Linked DNA regions of Homo sapiens: regions 1, 2 and 3 are each linked to region 4. A link is a loop called in an ENCODE intact Hi-C map of the cell type or tissue named here. Cell type or tissue: gastrocnemius medialis. All regions are shown on one strand.

Region 1 (5,000 bases), 430 kb before region 4:
GGCTCTAATTCCTGAGCTCAAGTGATCTGCCTGCTTCGAACTCCCAAAGTGCTGGGATTACAGGTGTGAGCCACTGCACCTGGCCTACTTTTAAATTTTATTTATTTATTTATTTATTTATTTATTTAGAGGCAGAGTCCTGCTCTGTTGTCCAGGCCGGAGTTCAGGGGCACCATCTCAGCTCACTGCAGCCTCCGCCTCCTGGATTCAAGTGATTCTCCTGCCTCAGCCTCCCGAGTAGTTGGGATTACAGGTGCCTGCCACCACGCCCAGGTAATTTTTGTATTTTTAGTAGAGATGGGGTTTCACAATGTTGGCCAGGCTGGTCTCGAACTCCCGACCTCAAGTGATCCATCCACCTCGACCTCCCAAAGTGCTGGGATTACAGGCATGAGCCGCCACAATGGCCTCTTTTTGACTTTAAAGTTGACAATGTATACTTCTGGTTTTCCTGTTAAAGTCATTGTTAACAACTAAAAAAAAATGTAATGTCTAAAGGCAATACAAATATAACTACTGTGAATTTAACAAGATAGATATTCACAGTCTAGAAATGATTAAATATATTGACAGAAATGGTTTTGATTTTGAGTCTTTGCTGAGTCTACCCTGCCTCAACTACACTGTGCAAACTGGTATGTGCCTCCCATTTTTATGTTATTTGGATTACAAAATTAAAATCTAGGTAGGAAACCAGTATGTAGTAAACCTATAAGGAAACCATTGTGTCATGAAGCACTGACATTAAAAAGACCTCTCTTTGAGAAGCTGGTTATTCACTCCAACGTTAAGGTGTCTATTACACTGTCCCCAGTAAACAGGGCACTAGTGAAAAGATCTAGTTCTGATCTTAATCCTTAGTCAGATGATGAGCTGGGCACAGGATAAGGTGTGAGGAGGAGAACTGAAGAAGAGTACAGGGGGTAGGTAAAAGGCTATTGCAATAACCTTTACTTTGTATGACTCTAGAAAAAGAGTCAACACCCTAGCATAAATGAATCATATTTATTTAATTCTTTCTAAATGCCAGTAAAGAACATTACCATGTCTTGTCTGTGGCTCGGATGCCAAGGAATTTTCTTCCTGCTTTTCACTGAAACACAGGAAAAAGAGGTGCCAATTAAAACAAAGACAGGTCCAAAATTGTTCTGTGCCACCCCAGGATGGTAGAACCCATTAATTTAACACAAAGAGAGTGTATGTGTGTGTGTTAAGGGGACAAGGCTTGGAGGCGGAACGCTGAATAAATGAACACTAAGATGCAGGCATGCTGGTCTAGGAGGGAAGTACTGACATACAGCTACCCTATGTTATGGCAACAGTATCAATGCATAAGAAAACAGTAACTTTTATTTTTTATTTTTATTTTTTTGAGACGGAGTCTTGCCCTGTCACTTAGGCTGGAGTGCAATGGCGCGATTTCAGCTCACTGCAACCTCCGCCTCCCAGGTTCAAATGATTCTCCTGCCTCAGCCTCCTGAGTAGCTGGGACTATAGGCACCCGCCACCAGGTGCAGCTAATTTTTGTATTTTTTAGTAGAGACGGGATTTCACCATGTTGGCCAGGCTGGTCTTGAACTCCTGACCTCATGATCTGCCTGCCTTGGCCTCCCAAAGTGTTGGGATTACAGGCGTGAGCCACCGTGCCCAGCCAGAAAACAGTAACTTTTAAAGCTTTTTTTGGAAATCAAACAGATGCACTGTTTTTTTTGTTTGTTTGTTCTTGTTTTTTATCACTGCTCCAGTCAAGAGAGAGATGCAACTGTTAATAATTAAATGCCAAGAAAAAAGAACTGTAGGGATTCCAATGTCCTCCTCCCTGATTCAGGGCCGCACTGAAGACAGGTGTATTTATTATAATTGATCCTTACCTAAGGCAGAGGGTTAAGAGCATGGGCTCCGAAGGGGGAATGCCTCTATTCAAGCTGTGCCACTTACAATGTGACCTCAGGAAAGTTAATTAACTTTCCCCCAAAATGGAGCTATTAATAGTGCCTACCTCACAGGGACGTTGGAGATTAAATGACAAAATGCAAAGTGTATAACGCATTAGGATGAAGTATCATTTTCACTTGTATCCCTGAAACAGAAAGGACACTCTGTGGACTTTTCGCTTGTTTTCGATTAAAGTTTCTATGAGAATGAAAATGTTCTATATTGGCATTATCCAATAAACCATGTGGCTGCTGAGCATCTGAAACGTGGCCAGCGTGAACCAGAAACTGAATTTTAAATTTAATGAAAAAATATTTAAATACTGGCTTACACACACAGCTCTAAAGGAAAAAAGTCACCAGTAGAGGGTAGCACAAGTCCATGGATGCTTGTTAAAATGATTCTACAGTCCCAACCCTAAGCTACTGTGATTCTTGATACTTATGGGGAAACGGAGACAGGTATCATGCAGCTTTCTGAATATCGAAGGACGTGTGAAATCCTAACAAACCCGGAAACAGGTGTTGATACATAAAACGTTAAGTAATTACAGGACATTTGTCACAGAAACGGATAAGCAAGAAATAGGCAGCTGCAATCTGAAGCTGAACTTCTGTAAAGTTAAGTGGATGCTGATTGAGTTAAAATCAGGATCTGAGTGATCTACATTCTTTTTTTTTTTGAGATGGAGTATCGCTGTGTCGCCCAGGCTGGAGTGCAGTGGCATAATCTCGGCTCACTGCAAGCTCTGCCTCCCAGGTTCACGTCATTCTCCTGCCTCAGCCTCCCGAGTAGCTGGGACTACAGGCACCCGCCACCACGACTGGCTAATTTTTTGTATTTTTAGTAGAGACGGGGTTTCACCGTGTTAGCCAGGATGGTCTCGATCTCCTGAGTGATCTATATTCTTAATCTGATTTCCCAGAAATATTTCTTAGTGGTTAAAAAGTGACAGGGTGAAATTCAGCCTAACTCAAGCATTTAGATTAAGTAGGAAGGGAAGAAGCCACTTGTCCTGAGTTATCAGAATTTTTAAGAATACAGCCTCACTTCAATAGGCTTAGTGATAGAGCTGATCCTTAAGTAAAAAGTGTATTTACACAGCATAGGTCAGATTTTGAAAAGTCCTATAGCAAGATTCACATGGTGAAATTTCCTAGAAGATAATGACATATAAAAGAAAATCCCCCAAGTATCTTTCTTTGCTAAAATTAAATATAAAATTGAAGAATGAAAAAAACTGTCTTGTTCAATATAATCCTCATTAAGTGCACATCCATCGTCTAGTAAGAGGACTCGCTTAGAGAGGGGAGGTGACTTGCCAGATGTCACACACTAAGGGCTTCCTGACTGTACTGCACATGTGGTAATTTCATAAGGACTCAGTTTCAGGTTGCTATAATAATGTGCTTCCCATGGCACAGGCAAAATAAAGAAAAAGGAATAAATGAATTAAGGTCCCTTCTGCCATGGTCTATGACCACAACTAACAAGATTTTCTTACCTCAACAGAATCTCCTCCTGCAGTTTCTTCCGTTTTGGGGGTCTTCCTCTTCTTTTTCCCGTTTTTCCAGGAATACTTGAGACATTTTTTTGTCCTTCACTTTCCCTAATAAATAATATTAAATAGAAATGTTCTGGCACAGGATTGGCATTGCTACATATGATTTTAAAACAGTATTTCTGGCCATGAGATTACCAAAAAGGATTAAATGTAGCAGTGAAAGGAAAAGGGAACAGCAACTTCCAGTCTTCATTATTAGACTGTGGATCTGAGGAAAACTAACATTTTGCAATACTAAAATGTGCTTAAGATCTAACTAACACCTTCCGAAGAGTAAGCATTCTCCTAGCAGTAAGAAAGCCTAAATAAGAGGTTAGCATTGTTTTGGGATGCTATGGAAATGCGGCCTCTTCCTTACTTAGTAAAGCTTATGTTTCAGGCATCATTTAAATTCCTTCTGTTCTTAAACTGATGGATACTAACGTTCATAAACTACATCATTAAATTCTTTTTTTTTTTTTTTTTTTGATGGAGTCTCGCTCTGTCGCCCAGGCTGGAGTGCAGTGGTGCGATCTCGGCTCACTGCAAGATCAGCCTCCCGGGTTCACACCATTCTCCTGCCTCAGCCTCCCGAGTAGCTGGGACTACAGGTGCCCGCCACCACGCCTGGCTAATTTTTTGTATTTTTAGTAGAGACAGGGTTTCACCGTATTAGCCAGGATGGTCTCGATCTCCTGACCTCGTGATCCGCCCGCCTCGGCCTCCCAGAGTGCTGGGATTACAGGCATGAGCCACTGCGCCTGGCATAAACTACATCATTAATTCTAGTCGAAATAAGGAGATCTCAAGGACTGATGATGCAAGATGAAATTGTTACTGCAGTGAAATGATTGTGCTGCTGAGAAGAAACCTGCTATATTAAAATAGCCTGTGGCAAGAGGAGTGGCATTTCTCAGAAACCTCCTATCAAGAACTTCAGATTAAAAAAGTATATTTAACCCCTCTGGTAGCAGAGAATTAATTCCTTTTTGTTTTTGCATGAAGTATCTCCTTACCATCTCTTTGCAGGCATGCTTAGAGAATTCCTTCATTAGGAAAAAAAAATTGTGCTGTAGAATTCTGATGCATTTAATCTTAATGACATTTTAATACAGTAGCTATCATGCCCTAACACTGAAGAACATACCTGCTCAAAGAGAGTTCTCCATTGGATTTTCCTTGCACCGGGTCCTCTTTGTACATTCGTGTTCCATAGAAATACCAATATAGTGCCCCAGAATTGTCTTCACCCAATGGCTCCACACGGAGACTGTCTGCATCCAGGCCCTACACAGAGCACGGAAAAGGGGTTTGGGGAAATGGGGAACAAAACGCACCAGGAAAAAACCAGAACGAGGATTCCAAATTTACACGTAAGCATAACTCAAATCTAAAAATGCCCAAGTATCGCTGGGCGTGGTGGCTCACGCCTGTAATCCCAGCACTTTGGGAGGCTGAGGCGGGCAAATCATGGGGTCAGGAGTTCAAGACCAGCCTGGCCAACATGGTGAAACCCCACCTC
Region 2 (5,000 bases), 560 kb before region 4:
AGAACAAGAAAAAAAAATAAACCAATCTGAAAATACCACCCACCCCCACTTTGTATATATATTAAACAAGAACTCTTGGTGAACATTTATTTGGAATAAGATACAAATCAAAATCCTGTCTAAAAAATGATAAATGCAGACTGGAACTAAGTGAATGTTTAACACTTGTGTTTTGTATGCCTGAAGTATTTCACAATAAAATACATATCTATTTAGGCCGGGCGCAGTGGCTCATGCCTGTAATCCCAGCACTTTGGGAGGCCGAGGCGGGCAGATCGCGAGGTCAGGAGATCGAGACCATCCTGGCTAACACGGTGAAACCCCGTCTCTACTAAAAATACAAAAAATTAGCCTGTCGCGGTGGCGGGCACCTGTAGTCCCAGCTACTCGGGAGGCTGAGGCAGGAGAATGGTGTGAACTCAGGAGGCAGAGCTTGCAGTGAGCCGAGATCGTGTCATTGCACTCCAGCCTGGGCGACAGAGCGACACTCCGCCTCAAAAAAAAAATATATATATATATATAAAAAATTAATAAACAAACATATATATATTTTTTGAGTCAGGGTCTCTGTCATCCAGACTGAAGTACAGTGGAGCAATCACAGCTCACAGCAGCCTTGATCTCCCGGGCTCAAGCAGTCCTCCCTCTCGCCTCAGTCTTCCAAGTAGCTGGGACCTATGCCTGGCTAATTTTTTTTTTTTTTAATTTTTTGTGAAGACAAGGTCTCCTTATGTTGCCCAGGCTGGTCTCGAACTCCCGGGCTCAAGCAATGCTCCTGCCTGAGCCTCCCAAAGTGCTGGGATTACAGTGAGCCATCGCAAACAGCCAAATGAAATGTTGTTAATGATTATTACTGTTGCAAACCACTTGTCCTAAAAGCTTAATGTGTGTGATATTTAATACATGTTGATTAGATTATGTGCTAGTAAACACAAGTCTGTTTTTTTACAAGACTGGTTAGATATAGCCTTAGGCATCTTTCAATTGAATTCAACTACTGGTCCTTGCTGTAGGAGACAACTAAAAATAAAATAAAAAGTGAATCCAACTACTGAATATACTCTTCCACATAAAAAATGAGCCATTGGAAAAAAAATACAGAACAGTACCTGACCATTCCTAGTAAAAAGATTTTCAATACCCTTAACTGCCTATTACCAAATGAAGAATACTTCACTTGGGGGAGAGAGGGTGTTAAAAATGAAAATAATACTTCATGCGGTGGCGCGGGGGTGGTTGAAAAAAAGGTATCACCGTGCGCGGTGGCTCACGCCTGTAATCCCAACACTTTGGGAGGCTGAGGCGGGGGGATGACCAGAGATTGGGAGTTCGAGACCATCCTGACCAACATGATGAAACCCCGTCTCTACTAAAAATACAAAATTAGCCCCGCGTGGTGGCGCATGCCTGTAATCCCAGCTACTCGGGAGGCTGAGGCAGGAGAATGGCTTGAACCCAGGAGGCGGAGGTTGCGGTAAGCTGAGATCGCGCCATTGCACTCCAGCCTAGGCAACAAGAGGGAAACTCTGTCTCAAAAAAAAAAAAAAAGAAAGAAGGTATCTGAAGGGTGTGGCAACTCATCCAAGGTCACACTAGTCAGGGCAGAGAGCAACATTCTGCTTTATACTAAACCTCCAGAGGAAATCTTATAATTTCGCCAAAGAAGTTTTTGTTTTGTTTTACGCAACAACAACAAAAAAATAAAAGTAAGGAGGGAGGGCTCTCAGCTTAGTTCAAACTTCTAAACAGAGACAGTGAGATAGCTATTTTGAATAAACAAACACTTGTGCAGGGAGTGGCTAAGAGCTAACCAAAGCCAGCAGTCAACAGCATGTGAACAACTGGCCAGATCCGTCCGATTTTCAACGCTAGGTTAGAGCCTCCACTCAGAAAGTCGGTTATGAAGGCAAGAAATAGGATCTTTACAGAATGTTGGGAGGATAAATCAAAGGGGGAAAATGACTCCGTGTGAACTGTACTGCCTCCAAGGGCAAGAAGGCAGTTTTTTTCTGAAAAAATAGGTGTCAGAACAGCAGTGAATTAAGGTTAAGAAACAAGACTTCTAACAATCTCTGAGAAGAAACGACTAAGACTGGCAAAGCTAATCTTCCAGTGTTCTAAGTGAATCGCAGGAAAACCTTTCCCTCAACCAAAAAGAAGTCGCCGTTCCCCAGTTTAGCCCTAAAAATGGACCCGGGTTTTCCACGTGAAGCTGTCTGTGGGGAAGGACAGCGGCGTGGAGCCAGGGCCGAGCTCCTCCGCCTCCGGCACCCCACGCCGGAAGAAGCCTGCTCAGCGGCGGGGCCGCGCGGCCAGGTCCGGTCACGGTGAAGCGGACCCCTAAGCTCCGAGCACCTTCGGGCGAAGGAGCGCCGGTGTAGACACACACACTCAAACTCACGCGTCGTCGGAACCACTGGGGAGTCGGTGGCTCGATACGGTCTCTGGGCACTTTCCTACCCAGGTGAAAACCACCTCCTCACCCAGCTCAGCCTTCCCGGAACCCCACTCCCCTCACCTGGCCCTGGCCCCTGCCCCAGAAGAGATGAAAGAGGCGGCGGCGGCAGTTGCTTCCGACAGGGTCCCCCAGCGGCGGTGAGTGCTCCGACCCGCGGCCCTAATCTACCGCCGCCGCCATGTTGGAGGGTGAGGTCACCCCGGCGTGCCTTCGTCACGGCCGGCGTCGGGGCGGGACCTGAACTACCTGACATCCGGAACGGTATCCGGAGCGGAAGGACCGACCAACGGAGGCCCCGGAGGTCTCTCCGTCCAGATGTGACCTGAAGACCCAAACCCTCCTAGCCCGCCCAAATCTGATTGCGACGTTCGGAAGTTCCGTCTCTCAGATCATTTCCGGAGTCGAGGGGTTGGGATTCTGACCGGCTGGTCGCTGTGTTGGAGGAAGGGCAGGCGATTCCAGGGAAAGAAGCCTTGCTGCATGCACAGGCTATGTTCAGTTCCACAAACATGTATTGCGTTTCAAGTGTTTGCCAAGGGAGCAGGTCAAATAAGTATCTACACAGTCACGACAGCCTCGATGTTCGCCACTAGTTGGGGCAGATGGTCCTTGAAGGTTGGGAAGGAATTCCGGGGAGGGAATATAGCGGGGTGGTGTAGAGAGGTCCTCCTAGGCGAAGGGAACTGGCTGAGCAGAGGCGCCAGGGCATGAAGGAAGTCTTAACTAGTAACCCGCTTTTGTTAACAGTACCTGGAACACACAGCGCCTGGAACATACTTAACTTGTATTAATGGATGTTTGTTTACTTGAATCCGAGAGTTCTTTGGAGGAGTATCGGAAGGTATCTAGGAGAGAGGATACAGTGTGTTTTAGGGAGATCAAATTGCCCGTGGTGTGTGTACTGAATTGGAACAAGGAGGGCATTGACAATAAGGAGTTAGAAGACTGAGCCAGATCAGAAGTGATAAAATCCTGATGGGGAGTGACTGCCAGTGGATACAGAGTTTCTTTTTGGGGTGATGGTGGCACGACTCTTTGAAATACTGAAAACTACTGAATTGTACACTATAGGTGAATTCTATGTTATGAGATCTATATCTCAACAAGGCTATTCTAAAGGAAGTGATAAAAGAGTTGAACTGCTATTGTGGGGCTGGTGCCACAGGATGCTTTTTAAGCCCGAGTGACTGAGGAAAGGATGGTGCCATTAATAGGGACATAAAGTTTTGCAAAGGAAAGGCTTAGTGACCTTGGAAAACTAATAGTACAGGCCGGGTGTGGTGGATCACTCCTGTAATCCCAGCACTTTGAGAAGCCAAGGTGGGCGGATCACTTGAGGTCAGGAGTTTCAGACCTGCCTGGCCAACATGGTGAAACTCCCCATCTGTACTAAAAACACAAAAAATTAGCCAGGTATGGTGTCACGCGCCTGTAATCCCAGCTACTTGGGAGGCCGATGCAGGAGAATCGCTTGAGCCTGGGAGGCAAAGGTTGCAGTGAAATGGGTAACCAAAAATGAAGACTTTTTTTTTTTTTTTTTGAGGCAGAGTCTCACTCTGTCGCCCAGGCTGGAGTGCAGGGGCGCGATCTCAGCTCACTGCAACCTCTGCCTTTCGGGTTCAAGCGATTCTCCTGCCTCAGCCTCCCAAGTAGCTGGGATTACAGGCACCCACCACCATGCCCAGCTAATTTTTGTATTTTTAGTAGAGGCAGAGTTTCTCCACGTTGGTTAGGCTGGTCTTGAACTCCTGACTTCAGGTGATCCACTCGCCTTGGCCTCCCAAAGTGCTGGGATTACAGACGTGAGCCACCGTGCCTGGCTTTTTAAAAATTTTTAATAGAGACGGGGTCTCACCATGTTGGCCAGGCTAGTCTCCTACTCCTGACCTCAAGAGATCCGCCTGCCTCAGCCTCCCAAAGTGCTGGGATTACAGGGGTGCGCCACCGCGCCCGGCCCTAATTTTACTTTTAAGGTCTGTGCAGTTCACTGTATGTACACTTTACCTAAAAAAACTTTCAAAAATGTAACATGCAATAATTTATTTTGGGAGGTACTTATGTTACCAATTTGGTACATACTTAAGTTCATTTCTTTCACATTGCTCTCAGTCTTTTCCTTTATTTATTTATTTATTTTTTATTATTATTTTCTCGAGACAGAGTCTTGCTCTGTCACCCAGGCTGTAGTGCAATGGCGCGATCTCAGCTCACTGAACCTCACCTCCTGGGTTCAAGCGATTCTCCTGCTTCAGCCTCCTGAGTAGCTGGGATTACAGGCACCCACCACCACACCTGGCTAATATTTTTTTTTTGTATTCTTAGTAGAGATAGGGTTTCGCCATGTTGGCCAGGCTGGTCTCCAACTCTTGGCCTTGGGTGATCACCCCTCTCGGCCTCCCAAAGTGCTGGGATTACAGTCGTGAGCCACCATGCCTGGTCTTATTTATTTTTTTAGAGACAAGGTGTCGCTTCTGTTACCCAGCCTGGAGTGCAGTGGTACAATCATACCTCACTGCATCATGGACCTCCTGGGCTCACAATT
Region 3 (5,000 bases), 710 kb before region 4:
CCTGGGCTTGAGGATGCTGCACCCCGTGGGCTTCCAGGCCTGCCCAGATGATGCCTTCAGGCCTCTGTCCCTGGCGGCCATCCTCAGGCCGATTTTGACCAGCAATGATAGACTCTTCTTAACCCTTTCAAAATAAATTTTTCAGTGGGACAGAAAGGAGAGTTAAAAAACATTTTTTTAAAGGTGGTAACATCTGACCCACAAAGGGAATGGGTCTGTTTTATGCAAAATAAAAGTTTTTCAAATAAATAGTGTGTTTCTTAAGTCATTTTACTGTATTTTTCAGGTGGATGGTGTAGGTGCAAGGTATGACGCATCTAGCTCGTGCCTGGGTGCGTGCAAGACGGTTTAAAGAATACATGGTTTTTTTTAAGTTCGTGCTTTTTTTTAGTCCTCCATAATATCCTGGCTCAGCCACAACTGCTGTCACTTGAGTAAATGTCTTAGGCAGCCAAGTTTGAGAAGCAGCCACTCTTCAGACGAAGCCCCAGTAGCTTCTGGAAGGGAAGTGTGCTCTTTGAATTGGAGATACTCTGAGTCAGGGTGATGCTGTGGTCCTGGCAGCCCTCCTTCCAGCCCTGCCTGGCTCTGTCCTGCAGCACAGCTGACCCGGGAGTCCATGGCATGGGGTCTGCAGCACCCACGCCTAAACCTTTCAGATGTTTCAACGATCTCGAGGTCATTCAGTGCGTAGGGTCACTGCTCGTTAGCCTGAAAATTGTCCCCAGGAGATTACAGGGAACAGTCCTGGCCAGCTCCTCTTTCTTTGTTCTAAGAAGCCTCCGAGGCACGCCCCAGCTGTCTCTCTAACCCCTCCCTCGGTGTGTTGCATTGTTGGGAGCACGGCTGACCCTGTGACCATCCAGGGGCGCCATGCAGGGAGGGAAAGACCGCAGCAGCTCTGTGCACGTGAGCCACACCGCCTACAGGCAGCTAGAAGCCACTCAGTGGAAGCTGGCTCCCAGTCCTTCCAGCTGCGTTCCCAGCTATTCCAGAACAAAGAAAGGCCTGGCTGGGACAAATGTGGGCGTGTCAGGTAGAACAGAGGACAAAAATGGATGAGCAGCTCAAAGTGCATATCCTGTGGCCCTAGAGGACATCCCGTACAAGGAGAGCTGGGTCACTTGCCTGTTGGGAAAGGAAATGGGGCTTGGTAGTCACCTGACCCCCAGGCTCTTGTTCCTCAGAAGGGCTTGCTTGTCAGAGCTGCACCAGGCAGCCTTGGGCTGCAGTTCACAGCCACCTCAGGTGGCAGGAAATGATAAGTATTGCTTTAGGGAGGACACCAGAAAGGAAGGCTGCTGGGCCAGGCCAGAGCCACTGTCAGAAGCACACAAAAAGGCCACACGCCGTGGCGCACGCCTGTAATCCCAGCACTTCTGGAGACCGAGGCATGAGGGTCACCTGAGGTCAGGAGTTCAAGACCAGCCTGGCCAATATGGCGAAACCACGTCTCTACTAAAAATACAAAAATTAGCTGGGTGTGGTGGCACACTGGAGAGCCTGAGGCAAGAGAATTGCTTGAACCTGGGAGGTGGAGGTTGCAGTGAGCCAAGATTGTGCCACTGCACCCTGGGTGACAGTGAGACTCTGTCAAAAAAAAAAAAAAAAAAGTATAGGCTCTATCATTTTTAAATTTTAAAAACTATTTTAAAACAAAAAACAAGAAGCTCTTCTTTCATGAACCACCACATCTTTAACAGCTCCAAAGTCCCTCCTGAACCCTGAATCCTCACATAGTCCCATCTTAAGAATCAGCCAAAAATGAAGGGACAAGACATGCCATTTTATTCCATTTTATAAGCTGGCCACACTGGCCCACGTGCTAGACCCTCCCCTCTTCGTGTCCCCTGCTCGGATGACCTCCCCAGTGATGCCCAGTGAGGAGGGTGAGGCCATACCACCCAAACACTGGCCGGGGGCCGGAGCCTCCTGCCGCACACAGCACAGGAGCCTATGAGACCAGGCCCGTGGCCCTCCCAACAGCCTGTGGCTGCTCAGCTTCACCAGGAGCTTTTTCAGCAGCCTCTTCGTGTGCCCCCTGCCCCAAGGTCTTCCTGCAGCGGGGGCTTTGCCGGGGAAGGCAGAGGAGTCCAGTTGCTGTGGGTAGGCCACATGTGCCACAGCCACACTGCCAGAGAAGCCACCTACTGCCAGGACGGAGGAGGAAGACAGTCCCTGTGCTGCACACACAGCCCCTTTTCATGCCCCCGCGGCGTCCGAGCCACAGAGTGCACATCCAGTACTGGAGCAGGCTGTTTCCAGCCGTGGGGCCCAGGGTGGGGCCAGGGTGGGGTGGCTCAGGACTAGGTGGATGGGGCTGAGGGCCTCCCTGGACAGTCAACACCTGAACCGTGGTGAGGCTGCCAGTATTGAGTGGTCCCCAAAGTAGCCAGGGATAGCATCCTCCAGACGCGTAGGTGCGTGTGGAGCTACCTCGCGCAGCTGTGTGACACGAGACTGACTGAAGCTGCTGGTGTCTGCCCACCCACAAGAGGGCGGCAGGGAGCACAAGTTAGGTGAGCACCAGCTCGGTGTCCTGGCGGGATGTGTTCCTGTCTCTTCCCCCGACGTCAGCCTGGTCACAGCACTCACCCGGCCGGCGCCTCGCATTCCTCCCACCGACTTGGGACTGCTGACCAACTTAGGATGGGGGAGCACGTGGGAAGGCTGGAGGTTCCGGAGTCGGGCCCCGTGTAGATGCACAGATGCCTCCTGATGGGAGAACCCTAGGAGGACTCGGGAGGCAGCCCCCTGCAGCTCGAGGCCAGCCTCCCTGTTTCACGAACTTGCTGGGCCCCCGTGGAGTCCGTGTTCCCAGAGGGTTCAGCCGGCCCCATTGCCCCAGCCACCCCTCCACCCAGGCAGCAGGTCAGAGCTGGTGTCCCAGCAGCAGCTCCAGGGACAGGCCACGGGTCCCTGGGTCTTCACAAGGCCATCGTCAAGGATGAGGGATTTGTCCAGATGGGTGCTGGAGTGTCAGCGTTGAGGGGCTGCTCAACCCACAGGCACCCGGCCCAGCAGGCGAGAGGAGCCTCTCAGTGGTCAGCCCCCATGAGTGTCCAGGGCCTGCCTTTCTTTTCTTTTTTCTTTTTTCTTTTTTTTTTTTTTGAGACAGAGTTTTGCTCTTGTTGCCCAGGCTGGAGTGCAATGGCGCGATCTCGGCTCACCACAACCTCCGCCTCCCAAGTTCAAGTGATTCTCCTGCCTCAGCCTCCTGAGTAGCTGGGATTACAGGCACACGCCACCATGCCCGGCTAATTTTGTATTTTTAGTAGAGATGCGGTTTCTCCATGTTGGTCAGGCTGATCTCGAACTCCCGACCTCAGGTGATCCGCCCACCTCAGCCTCCCAGAGTGCTGGGATTACAGGCGTGAGCCACTGCGCCCGGCCCAGGGCCTGCCCCTCTAGCCCCCGGTTGTCTCCCCGGCAGAGTGGCTGCCAGGTCTTTCTCGGGAGAAAAGGAGAGAGAGGCACCTGGCAGCCAGCAGCTCCCTTTCCCCAGTGGGTCTCACTTCTTTTAAAAATGTTTTTAGAGAATTAAATACCTTTCAAAAATGTATCTCGGACCAAACTTGTTCCCTCGGGGGGCTGGGATGCCTTCCACCCGGAGGCCCCAGCACAGGGACCACCTGCCCAGCCAGACCGCCTCAGCAGGCAGCTCCTGCAGGTCCCGACTCTCTCGGCTCCTCCATGGCCAGTCATTCCCGCCCGTCCCCTGCGCTCTGTGTCTGTAGCTGCTAAGTTGCCGCTGCTGGCTGGTAAGAGAATTCTTCCTGTCCTTCCCCTGGTGTGGCCATGTATTTTGACAAGAAAAGACAAGCAGGAAATTGTCTTTTTCCCCAAGCTTCTTGCCCACGTCAAGGGCAGGCCTGCTCCACCAGCATCTGCCAATGCTTTGTTATCTCGGAGCAATCGCGTGCAGCTAATGGGAGGGGTCTCTGCTGTTGGAGAGGGTGGGATGGGAGGAGTCTCAGAATCAAGATCCAGGCAAGATCAGGGATAAAAAATTGGAAACCCACTTATTTCAAGCCAGGATTGTGATAAGAAGGACTTTGGTGAACAGCCCTAGGGTGAGGCCCACAAGCAGAAGCAATCGGATGGCACCAAAGACAGCACCGGCCCCCAGAACCCTGCAGAGCCTTGAGTAAGCGGGGAAGGCTTGCTGGCCTTCCCAGGCATGAGCATCCTATCCCTGGCCCCAGGGAGGGGGTAGTCTCTGCTCCCACCAGGTCAAGGTTTGGAGGAGGGTGAAGAACTTCGTGCATGAGACAAGGGGCATCAGAACAAGGTCCACCCCCAGCCTCCTCCCCCTAGCACCATCCTTTCCTCCTCCCTGGAGAGTCCTCCAAGGCCCCGGGGAGAACTAAAGCACAGCCACGCTCTTGGCAAGGCACCATGGCAGCAGAGCACGTAGGCGTAAGCACATGCAGTAGAGAGATTTGGTGTAGAGAAATAGAGATTAAGTAGGGCTAAGGCAGCTATAAACGTCATAGTTTTAGATGCATTTTCAGGTGCCAAAGAATTGCCCTTGGCTTTGAGAGCTGGACGGTGAGCTCAGCTGGGGCTGGGAGCCGGTGGCACCGTGTAGTACTGAAGCTTTCCCACACAGGGCCCAGGGGTGGCAGCGCCCCATCCAGGGAAGTCCCCTGGGTGGATCCGCCATTCAAAACTTTCCTGTCCTTTTCCTCCACGCCAGCGGAGATACAGGCTAAGACTCCCTAATGCAGGATTTCCTTTGAGCATCATGTCGGCAAAGATTCCAAAATCTGAAAAATTGAAACACCTCTGGTCCCAAGCATTCTAGATAAAGGGATACACACCCACCTGAAGGCCCCCCCCCCCCGCTTCTCCATCAGCACCTCTAAAGATGATCCCAAGAGCCTTCATCCCTCTCTCCAGGAAGATCTTTTACTGGAGGCCACATGCCTGTGAGAACCAAGCGCTAGACCAGGCGTCTGCCTGGCTGGCTGATGCCGGGTGCGGCTCTCCAAGCCTGT
Region 4 (5,000 bases):
CTCATGCCACACAGGTAGTCAGTGGCAGAGCCCAGGATAAAGAGAGCCAGATGGTGTGCTTGGTAAAGAAGTTAGAAGTTTTTAGCTCTCAGGCTAGGGGGTCTTCCTGTTGCATGAAGCCAGACTGAGAATAATTACATGCAGGAATAGCAATTAAATTTATATTTTAAAGAAAAGGTACATTGGTGGGGTGTGGTGACTCACACCTGCAATCCCAGCACTTTGGGAGGCTGAGGTGGGCAGATCACTTGAGGTCAGGAGTTCGAGACCAGCCTGGCCAACATGGTGAAACTCTGTCTCTACTAAAAATGTAAAAATTGGCCAGGCATGGTGGCTCACGCCTGTAATCCCAGCATTTTGGGAGGCCAAAGTGGGCGGATCAGGAAGTCAGGAGTTTGAGACCAGCCTGGCCAACATGATGAAATTCCGTCTCTACTAAAAATACAAAAATTAGCTGAGCGCGTGGCATGGTGGCGGGCGCTTGCAATCCCAGCTAGTCGGGAGGCTGAGGCAGGAAAATTGCTTGAACCTGGGATGCAGAAGTTGCAGTGAGCTGAGAACGCGCCACTGCACTCCAGCCTGGGTGACCCAGCAAGACTTCATCTCAAAAAAATTAGCCGGGCGTGGTGGCGGGTGCCTGTAATCCTAGTTACTCGGGAGGCTGAAGCGGGAGAATCATTTGAACCCAGGAGGCATAGGTTTCAGTGAGCCAAGATCACACCACTGCACTCCAGCCTGGGTAACAGAGTGAGATTCCGTCTCAGAAAAAAGAAAAGAAAAGAAAAGAAAAGGTACATTGAGATTTGAAGAAACAGAGGAGAGGGTTGTAGGTGACTGACTAGAAATAATGTTACGGGAGGAAGAGTGAATGATGTGGTGAAGGGTATAGAACTATGAGAAAGTCCTTGTCAATCACATGGCTAGAGAATGGTGATCACTGAAAAGGAGGTAAAATATAAAAACATTTGCAGAATATTTCTCAATCGAAAATTTTACTAGGGGTTCTAAAATGGTGCTGCGGAAGCAAGCTGGCTTTACTTCCCCAACAGAAAACTGAAAAGAAACACATAGCACCAAGATCATCACCAGCAATGTTCCAGAACTCAAATATGAAGATGAGAGTTCCTGGGGCCACATATGAAAAAAACTTTGAGACATTGTCAAGAGAATCAGACTTAAAGAAAATTTTTTTTAAAGACGGGGTCTCGCTCTATTGCCCAGGTTGGAGTGCAGTGGCTCACTGCAACCTGTACTTCCCGGGTTCAAGCAATTCTCCTGCCTCAGCTTCCTGAGTAGCTGGGGTTACAAGTGTGCGCCACCACGCGTGGGTAATTTTTGTATTTTTAGTAGAGACAGATTTCACCATGTTGGCCAGGCTGGTCTTGAACTCCTTACCTCAGGTGATCTGCCTGCCTCGGCCTCCCAAAGTGCTGAGATTACAGGTGTGAGCCACTGTGCCTGGCTGAGACTCAGACTTCTATATCCATCATGCCCCTCCCTCAAATCTGCCCCACACCAAGCGTGCAGAAAACTCGCTGACTCATGCATTCTTCACTGGAAAAAGTGAGATCGAGATGGCCAGCCAGCTTCTCCATCATCGTGGGTTCACTGGCAGGAAACCTGTCCCTGACTCAACCCACAGAAAGCAACCCACAGAAAGGTTGAGTCCCTGACTCAACCCACAGAAACTCAACCCACAGAAAGGCACAGAAAGAAAGTGTGCCTGGAATAAGAAATATCCCAGAGGACAGCCAGAGACAGAGTAGGGAGGCAGGACCACCATCCCCAGCCCTGGACACTCTGCTCTAATTTGGCCAAAGGAGACAGCAAATCAGCGTGGCTGTTAAGCAGCACCATGTGGTAGGTTTGTTCCACAGGTCCCCTGGGCACAACCCCTAACCATCCTTCCCACACTACTGAAATGTCCCCTTTGAGACCTCCCTTATCCTGATGGGTGGCACTCTTTTGTTTTGAGATGGAGTCTCACCCTGTCACCAGGCTGGAGTGCAGTGGCACGATCTTGGCTCACTGCAACCTCTGCCTCCCGGGTTCAAGCGATTCCCCTGCCTCAGCCTGCCGAGTAGCTGGGACTACAGGCGCGTGTCACCACGCCCAGCTAATTTTTGTATTTTCAGTAGAGACAGGGTTTCACCATGTGGGCCAGGATGGTCTTGATCCCTTGACCTCGTGATCCGCCCACCTCAGCCTCCCAAAGTGCTAGGATTACAGGCATGAGCCACAGCGCCAGGCCGGGTGGCACTAATTGCTTTCCAGAACCAAGGCAAACCTGGGCTTATGCCACCATCTAGTGTCAAAAAGGAGGCAGTGACCTAGCTGGAAAAAAAGAAAAATAAAATAAATAAATAAATAAATAAAACCAACAGGTAAATTAAAAATAAAAACCCCAAGCAAACATATCAAATAAAAACTGAAACAAGCCAGACAGAGAAGATTGAAATAAATAACAAATCCTTTAATGCAAAGACATAGACTCACATCACAGGAAACAATAGCAAAGAAGGAATCATGACTCCAAATGGACAAAGTGAGGAACCAGTGACTGACCTTAATGAGTCAGCAATCTGTGAACCTCTGACCAAGAATTCAAAATATCTGTTTTGAGAAAACTCAGTGATATCCAAGATAACATACAAAAGTAATTCAGAAATTTACAAGAGAAATTTAATACAGAGATTGAAATTTTGAATAATCAAACAGAAATCTTGGAGCTGAGAAATAAATTCACTCAACTAAAAAATTCATGGCCAGTCGTGGTCGCTCACACCTGTAATCCCAGCACTTTGGGAGGCCAAGGTGCCTGAGCTCAGGAGTTCGAGACCAGCTTGGGCAACATGGTGAAACCCCGTCTCTACTAAAATACAAAAAATGAGCTGGGCATGGTGGCATGCGCCTGTAGTCCCAGCTACTCGGGAGGCTGAGGCAGACGTATTACTTGAACCCAGGAGGCGGAGGTTGCAGTGAGTCAAGATCATGCCACTGCACTCTAGCCTGGGCGACAGAGTGAGACTCTGTCTCTGAAAAAAAAAAAAAAAATCATTAGAGGCTCTCAACCAGCGAAATGAATCAAGCAGAGGGAAAAAACCAGCAAGCTCAAAGACAGGCTTCTAAAAAATACACAGAGGAGCAAAAACAAAAAAAGAATAAAATGCAATAAAAATTGTCTCCTAAATATAGAAAATTACCTCAAAAGACCAAATCTAAGAATTCTTGGTGTTCAAAAGGGAGTTGAGCAAGAGCAAAGGGTGGAAAGCTTATTCAAAATCAAACACGGACACTCAAAAAACTTTCCAAACTTGAGAAAGAGACAAATAGCCACATACAAGAAGATCAGAGAACACCAAACAGGTTCAACCCAAATAAGACTACCAAAAGGCATATAATAACGAAATGCTCAATGGTCAAGGGTAAAGAAAGGATTCTAAAAGCAGCAAGAGAAAAGAAGCAAATAACATATAAAAAAGCTCCAATTTGTCTGGCAACAGATTTCTCAATTGGAACTATACAGATCAGAAGGGAATGGGATGGCATTTTCAAAGTGCTGAAAGAAAAAAACTGCCATTTAAGAATACTGTATTGGAAAAGTGTCCCTTCAAATATGGAGAGGACATAAAGTCTCTTCTGGACAAACAAAAGATGAGAGTTCACTACCACCAGACCTGTGTTACAAGAAGTGCTAAGGAGAATTCTTCAATCAGAAAGAAAGAAAAAAAAAACACTAACATGCAAAAAGAAAATATGTAAAGGTATGAAACCTGCTGGTAAAATTAAGTACATGAACAAACCCAGAATACTCTAATACTATAATTTCAATGTGCAATCTACTCATAACTAGTATGCAGCCCAAAAGACAAATCTATCAAAAACAACAATACCTACAGCAATCTGTTAGGAGATGGACATTATAGAAATACACATACATTGAGACAACATAAAGTCAGAATGTGGGGGATGGAGTTAAATTGTAAAGTTAAACTCTTTTTTCCGTGTTCATTTTTATTTTCTTTAAGCTGTTATCTCTTTAAAATAACCTGTTATATCTATAAAATGTTTTTGGTAAGCCTCATGGTAATCACAATGCACAAACCTGAAATAGATTCATTAAAAATAAAAGCAATGAGTTAAAACATACTACCAGAGAATATCACTTAACCTCAAAGAAAGACAGGACTAAAGAAAGATAGGAAGAAAGAAAGAAAGGAAGCAAGGAGTTACAAAACGATCAGAAAACAAGCAACAAAATGGCAGTAGTAATAATATCAATAATAACCCTGCATGTAAATGGACTCAATTCTCCAATTAAAAGCCATGGGTTGGCTGACAGGATAAAGAAACAAGACCCAACTATATGCTGCCTACAACAAACCCATCTCACCTATAAAGACACACCAAGACTGAAAGTGAAGGGATAGCAAAAGACATTCCATGCAACTGGAAGCCAACAAAGAGCAGGAGTAGTTATTCTTATATCAGATAAAATAGACTACAAATAAAAGACTGTAAAAAGAGATAAAGAAGGTCACTATAGAGCCTTGGACAATACACAACACATGGAAACAAAACAACATGCTCTTGAACAATCAATAGGTCAATAAAGAAATTAAGAAGGAAATTTTAAAAAGTTGAAACAAATGGAAATGGAAATACAACAAGCCAAAATCTATGGGATACAGCAGAAGCAGTAACAAGAGGGATGTTTATAGCAATAAATGCCTATAAGAAAAAAGTAGATTCCAAACACTGTGAAATCAAGAAAAAAAAAGGTAGAAAGACTTCATATAAACAACCTAATGATGCACCTCAAGGCACTAGAAAAGCAAGAGCAAACCAAAGCCAGAATTAGGAGGAAAGAAATAATAAAGATCAGGGAACTAAATGAAATTGAGACTAAAGAAATTACAAATAATCAATGAAACAAAAAGTTGGCTTTTTGAAAAGATAAACAAAATAAACCTTTAGCTAAACTAAGAAAAAAAGAGCAA

Evidence for each region. Hi-C counts contacts between places; a loop is a spot of excess contacts. Peaks named below come from ENCODE experiments on the same cell type or tissue, not always from the same donor. Only the 100,000 strongest peaks of a DNase experiment are listed, where the experiment ranks them.
Region 1: a loop joins it to region 4, with 8 times the contacts of the local background. A loop is called at or near these places in 88 of 110 quality-filtered maps.
Region 2: a loop joins it to region 4, with 5 times the contacts of the local background. A loop is called at or near these places in 12 of 110 quality-filtered maps.
Region 3: it touches region 4 in a loop (5-fold over the local background); 6 of 110 quality-filtered maps call a loop at or near these places.

What each region holds. Positions count from the first base shown.
Region 1 is chr22:17,499,175-17,504,174 of GRCh38, reverse strand. CECR2 (CECR2 histone acetyl-lysine reader) reads right to left here. Exons shown (of 19, transcript NM_001290047.2): 4 at 4,626-4,765; 5 at 3,440-3,544; 6 at 1,044-1,093. Among named protein-coding and RNA genes, the nearest start is that of SLC25A18, 62 kb to the left of the region's middle. In gastrocnemius medialis, a CTCF peak has its summit at 2,290 (motif pointing right); no DNase peak of the experiment used is centred here; H3K27ac peaks cover 1,833 bases.
Region 2 is chr22:17,636,405-17,641,404 of GRCh38, reverse strand. It overlaps BCL2L13 (BCL2 like 13), which reads right to left and starts at 2,648. Exons shown (of 7, transcript NM_015367.4): 1 at 2,519-2,648. RefSeq lists enhancers at 1,766-2,638, 2,407-2,686, 2,807-2,986, 3,037-3,086, 2,639-3,510 and 1 more. In gastrocnemius medialis, no CTCF peak of the experiment used is centred here; DNase peaks (open chromatin) are centred at 1,843 and 2,724; H3K4me3 peaks cover 3,134 bases; H3K27ac peaks cover 4,204 bases.
Region 3 is chr22:17,782,898-17,787,897 of GRCh38, reverse strand. It overlaps MICAL3 (microtubule associated monooxygenase, calponin and LIM domain containing 3), which reads left to right. Exons shown (of 32, transcript NM_015241.3): 32 at 1-249. Among named protein-coding and RNA genes, the nearest start is that of LINC00528, 8.1 kb to the right of the region's middle. RefSeq lists enhancers at 1,236-1,285, 2,536-2,645, 1-2,987. In gastrocnemius medialis, CTCF peaks have their summits at 932, 2,275 and 2,483 (motif pointing right); DNase peaks (open chromatin) are centred at 587, 967, 2,074 and 2,497; H3K27ac peaks cover 3,047 bases.
Region 4 is chr22:17,072,412-17,077,411 of GRCh38, reverse strand. No RefSeq gene overlaps it. Among named protein-coding and RNA genes, the nearest start is that of IL17RA, 10 kb to the left of the region's middle. RefSeq lists an enhancer at 910-1,079 and a silencer at 2,240-2,299. In gastrocnemius medialis, a CTCF peak has its summit at 2,313 (motif pointing left); a DNase peak (open chromatin) is centred at 2,256.